Linked DNA regions of Homo sapiens: region 1 is linked to region 2. A link is an interaction called in ENCODE POLR2A ChIA-PET data of the cell type or tissue named here. Cell type or tissue: A673. All regions are shown on one strand. Links, peaks and the distances in the headings refer to the core of each region. The heading gives the core; the rest is flanking DNA.

The links. Peaks named below come from ENCODE experiments on the same cell type or tissue, not always from the same donor. Only the 100,000 strongest peaks of a DNase experiment are listed, where the experiment ranks them.
Region 1: POLR2A ChIA-PET joins it to region 2 with 5 read pairs; 3 of 35 experiments call an interaction of 5 or more read pairs at or near these places.

What each region holds. Positions count from the first base shown.
Region 1 is chr1:15,549,293-15,552,214 of GRCh38, forward strand. The region is part of intron 7 of DNAJC16 (DnaJ heat shock protein family (Hsp40) member C16); the gene reads left to right. Among named protein-coding and RNA genes, the nearest start is that of DNAJC16, 24 kb to the left of the region's middle. In A673, for the core only: no CTCF peak of the experiment used is centred there; no DNase peak of the experiment used is centred there.
Region 2 is chr1:15,627,503-15,630,385 of GRCh38, forward strand. DDI2 (DDI proteasomal shuttling factor 2) reads left to right here. Exons shown (of 10, transcript NM_032341.5): 3 at 2,823-2,883. Among named protein-coding and RNA genes, the nearest start is that of DDI2, 11 kb to the left of the region's middle. In A673, for the core only: no CTCF peak of the experiment used is centred there; no DNase peak of the experiment used is centred there; H3K27ac peaks cover 902 bases.

The DNA of each region.
Region 1 (2,922 bases), core at 317-2,816, 78 kb before region 2:
TACAGTTGGGTATAGGAATCGAGATCTTAAGAAAAGCATACAGGCTGGGGATAGAAACTGGTGTATCATCAGTAAATGGTTAGTGGTTGAAGTCCTGAGTAGGGTAAGATCTTCCCGGCATAATACCGTAGTCTCCCCTGATCCACCCCACTTACCCCTTTTTCAGTTTCTGAGGTTTCAGTTACCCACAGTCAACCAGGTCCAAAACATAGGTGACTACAGTGCAAGAAGATATTTTGAAGCCGGGCGTGGTGGCTCACGCCTGTAATCCCAGCACTTTGGGAGGCCGAGGCGGGCAGATCACGAGGTCAGGAGATTGAGACCATCCTGGCCAACGTGGTGAAACCCCGTCTCTACTAAAAATACAAAAAATTAGCCGGGCGTGGTGGTGGGCCCCTGTAGTCCCAGCTACTCGGGAGGCTGGGGCAGGAGAATGGCGTGAACCCAGGAGGCGGAGCTTGCAGTGAGCTGAGATCACGCCGCCCACTGCACTCCAGCCTGGGCGACAGAGCAAGACTCCGTCTCAAAAAAAAAAAAAAAAAAAAAGATGTTTTGAGCGAGGGGGACCATGTTCACATCACTTTATTACAGTATATTGTTAGAATTGTTCTATTTAAATATTGTTGTTGTTAATCTCTTGCTGTGCCTAATTGATAAACTTTATCATAGGTATGTGTATAGGAAAAAAACATAGTTTGTATAGAGTTCAGTACTATGTGGTTTCAGGCACCTACTGGGGGTCTTGGAACGTATCCTCTGCAGTTAGGGGATGACTGCTGTATGTAAAGTAAGGCCAAGGAGGCCAAGGACAAAACTCAGAACAGCCACCGGCACACAAGACAAGGGGGTGCCTGATGGAGACGAGAAGGTGCTGCAAGTCAGGAAGAAAACAAATACCAGTGTCCGAATAGAAAAGAGAAGATAATCTCAATCCAGGGTAAATGGATGAGGATTTCCTAAATTGGTCTTTCGGAACAGTTTATAGTTCTGAGAATTATATTTATTTATCCCACTGGGGAAAATTGTAAATCAAATACATTTACAAAATTATTGGTAGAATGGCTGCTTTACCAGCTTGCTCTTTGTGGATATCAAGTGTATGCTTAACAAACTCAGTTTTCACAACAGCAGGTGGCTTAATGATCACTAGTAGCACCAGTGGTTTCCTGTTGCTCTAGGTAATTTGTTGTCATTGCTATATGGTATTTATGGCCATTATAATTTATTGAATCATTCTTCCGTTGGTGGACATTGGGGGCTTTGAGGAATAGTGTTGCAATGAATATCATAACCTAAGTACAGAGTTCTCTAGGACAGCAGTTTTCAGAATGTGGTTGATAGACTCCTGGGGATTCTCAAAGATCCTTCAAGAGAAAGTCTGTGAGATCATATCAAGACACGATTTGCCTTTTTCACTGTGTTGACATTTACACTGATAGTACCAAAGCAGTAGTGGGTGAAGCTGCCAGTGCCAGTGCATGAATCCAGGCAGGGCACCAGGCCACCTACCATCATTGTGTGCTTCACCCCCAATCACTCGCAGCAAAAACAAACCACTAGATTCACTTCATGTATTTTGTTTTCTTTTGTTTTTGGAGACAGAATCTCACTCTGTCGCCCAGGCTGGAGTGCAATGGCATGATCTCGGCTCACTGCAACCTCCGCCTCCCGGGTTCAGGCAATTCTTCTGCCTCAGCCTCCCGAGTTGCTGGGATTACAGGCACCTGCCACCATGCCCGGCTAATTTTTGTATTTTTAGTAGAGATGGGGTTTCACCATGTTGGCCAGGCTGTTCTTGAATTCCTGACCTCAGGTGATCCGCCCACCTCAGTCTCCCAAAGTGGTGGGATTACAGGCGTGAGCCTCCGTGCCCGGCCTCACCTTATATCTTTGATGAAGCAGTAAGAAGTGTTAATTTTATTAAACCTTAACCCTTGAGTGCATGTCTTTTTGATGGATTTAATATTCTGTGTGATGAGCTGGGAAGTGTGCATAAAGCTGTCCTGCTGCACAACAGAGTACAAATGTCCTGAGGACAAGTGCTTACCTTGCCACTTTTCTTAATGGAATATCATTTTTACTTGGAAGAATGACAGACAACTATGGTTATTTAGACTCGGGAATTTGGCAGACATTTTCTCTAAAACAGATGAAGTGATGTGGCACTTTAAAACAAACAACTGGTGGTATTTATTGCCAGTGATAAAATTCAGGCTTCCAAGAACATTAGAATTTCGAAAAATTTGTACTGGCCATCATGACAGCTTCTCAGAATTTTCTGATGAGATTGGTTCATCAAAGTGATGTGGTTTTTTTTTTTTTTGCTTTTGTTTTTGTTTTTTAGAGGATCTCACTCTGTCACTCAGGCTGGAGTGCAGTGGCACAGACTCGGCTCACTGCAGTTCCGACTTCCTGGGCTCAAGTGATCCTTCTGCCTCAGTCTCCCGAGCAGCTGAGACTACAGGCATGCACCACTGGCTAATTTTTTTAAAAAATTTTTTTTGCTGAGGCAGGCATATCATCTGAATTCAGGAGTTCAAGACCAGCCTGGCCAACATGGTGAAACCCCGTCTCTACTAAAAATACAAAAAAGCCGGGTGTGGTGGCATGCACCTGTAATCCCAGCTACCCGGGAGGCTGAGACAGGAGATTCACTTGAACCCAGGAGGCAAAGGTTGCAGTGAGCCAAGATTGTTTCACTGTACTCCAGCCTGGGTGAGAATGAGACTCTGTCTCAAAAAAAAAAAAATTTTTTTTGTTTGAGAGACAGGGTCTCACTTTGTTGACTAGGATGGTCTTGAACTCCTGGCCTCAAGTGGTCCTCCTGCCTGGGCCTCCCAAAGTGCTGGGATTACAGGTGTGAGCCACTGCACCCAGCCCGTTCTTTTTTTAATAAGTATAATAAAATATGTTGGCCAGGCG
Region 2 (2,883 bases), core at 22-2,521:
TGTTTATAGTCTGAACTCTGTGCATTGGGATTTAGTAGGTTCTATGTCACTGAAATAATATGCAGAATTGTGTGGATGTGAATGTGTGTGTGCACTGGATAGAGAGAGGGTCATAGCTTTGTTCAGATACTTGAAGTGGCTCATGATCCACAAAATGATTATAAGGTCTTAATGTGAAACAGCTTGGTGAAATGTGTGGTTTTTTTCCATTCGCTGCCATATTCAGATAGATTTTCTTAAATAGTGTTTAGCCTGTAGGTCACCAGTTTTAAAGTTTATGGTGACAGATGCTGGCAGAGTCTGGGTGATGACAGACTGACTGCAGTTTTAACCACAGTGTTTCCATTCAGCCTGAAACTGGAACTTACTGAGACCATCAAGGACCGGCTCCACCAGATCTGGAAGACATTAGTCCCTTGGGGCCACAGTTAAACTTTAGAAAGAAGTTAAAACTTCTTTCTGAAGAAGTTAAACGTATTTAAACAACTATGACAATCAGTAAAAACCACATCTTCCTTTGGTTAATTTGATGAGATTATTAATTCCGGAATTTACTTCTTTTTTTTTTTCCTCTGCATTGTTGTTTATGGACAAGAGAGCCTGTAACAGGTTGGGGCAGGAGTGATCTGGTCTATTAAGTAAACATGTTTTTGAGAATTATTCTGAAGTGAATGGACTCTCAAGATAATGTATAACAGGAGTGGAGATAAAATTTCTTGACCTGCAAAGAGGGCCCACCCATATATGTTTTTCTGGCTGGTATAGATTAACTACCTCACAGAGATCATCCTCTTCACTTCACCATTTCCTTGGTTGGGAGTTGAAGAAAGTGGCTAGTTGAACCCCTGCTAAAGGGTAGAAATGTTACATCATGAGTTTAAGCATTCTCTTTTTCTATCTGAGGTCCAAAAAGGCTTCAGGATAGTCCCAGACTTGAGACAAGTTTGTTTGTTTTTTGATTTTTTAGTTTATTTAAAATCCTTAATAGTGCAAGGATTGTGCTATAATTCTGATCACTGTGGAATTGCTTAGTGTACTGTCATTTATAACATTAAGCACAGTTATCCTTAAGAAAAGTATTCAGTTGTTCAGACAAGTTTGACCATCAACTATATTTTTTGGAGTTGAAGGAATGTCGATTGACTCAGGCCTAGCCCCTCATTCTGGCTCTCCTTGTTTACTTTTCTCTTTTTCATTTTTCTTTTTTAAATAACAGTTTTATTGAGATAGAATTCATGCATTTAAATGATTTTTTTTTACTATATTCATGAGTTGTGTAACCATCACCACAATCCATTTTAGCGTATTTTCATTACCTTAAAAAGAAATCCTATACCCATTTATAGTCATTTCCCATTTCCCCCTAGTCTCCGCAGCCTAGACAACTACAAGTCTACTTTCTGTCTCTATGTATTTACCTATTTGGAACATTTCATATAAATGGGGTCATACAATATGTGAGTCCGTTGTGTAAGGATTAAAATTCCCTTTTATCTTCCTTTCATTTTAGTAAGGTCAGTTCCACCTGGCATATAGAACCTGGGAGTTGTAGCTTCTAAACTGTGGTAGCTTTTGGTGTATTCAGCACTGAGAACCTATGCAAGTCCCTTTTCTTCTTTCTTTTCTATAAAATGATGACACTGTTTAGCTCCCCAAGGGCATGAGAAGAGTTAGCAGAGATGCACAGATTAAAGTATAAATTCAGAGAACTATTAAGAACTTCCCTGAGCCAATACGTTTAGCACTGACTTGCAGAATTTAGCATCTAATATTTATGCTGCTCACTTGACATATATAATATCCTTTGATCCGGCCGGGCACAGTGGCTCACACTTATAATCCCAGCACTTTGGGAGGCTGAGGTGGGTGGATCACCTGAGGTCAGGATTTCGAGACCAGCCTGGCCAACATGGTGAAATCCCATCTCTACTAAAAATACAAAAAATTAGCTGGGCGTAGTGGCACACGCCTGTAATCCCAGCTACTCGGGAGGCTGAGGCAGGAGAATCACTTGAACCCAGGAGGCAGAGGTTGCAGTGAGGCAAGATCGTGCCATTGCACTCCAATCTGGGCAACAAGGCAAGACTCCGTGTCAAAAAAAAAAAAAAAAAATTCTTTAATCCAAGCGTCAAGGCTGTTTGAACCATATGTCAGACCAGAGTAGGATTTTTCTCAAGAACAACATCCAGACTTATGCAATTATATTTATTGAAACTAGCTTTAATTTTTTTTTTTTTTTTTCTTTTGAGATGAAGTTTCGCTCTTGTTGCCTGGGCTGGAGTGCAATGGCGCCATCTCGGCTCACTGCAACCTCCACCTCCCGGGTTCAGGTGATTCTTCTGCCTCAGCCTCCTGCGTAGCTGGGATTACAGGTGACTGCGACCACGCCCAGCTAATTTTTGTATATTTAGTAGAGACAGAGTTTCACTATGTTGACCAGGCTGGTCTTGAACTTCTGACCTCAGGTGATCCAGCCACCTTGACCTCCCAAAGTGCTGGGATTACAGGTGTGAGCCACCACGCCTGGCCACTTTAATGATTTAAAAACATAAATTAAAAACCTGATGTCTATTGTGAGATATTTTATAAGCTAAAAATTTGGAGTTACTACCATCACCTTCCCCCTATTTTTCTTCTTCTATCGATTCACTCTCAGCCGGCAGTCTTTATATTCAGAGTCATCATGAGAAAGAACAAGGTTAAAGTCTACAGTTACCTTTGCTGCTGTCATATACCATGTATGAGCAAGTGTTCTGCTGTTTCCTTCAAGTGCTTGTTTTTGTAGAGTAATTTGAGTAAACTGAATTGATTTTCCCCAACAGACTTACCCCGAATAGATTTCAGTAGTATAGCTGTGCCTGGCACATCAAGTCCCCGGCAGCG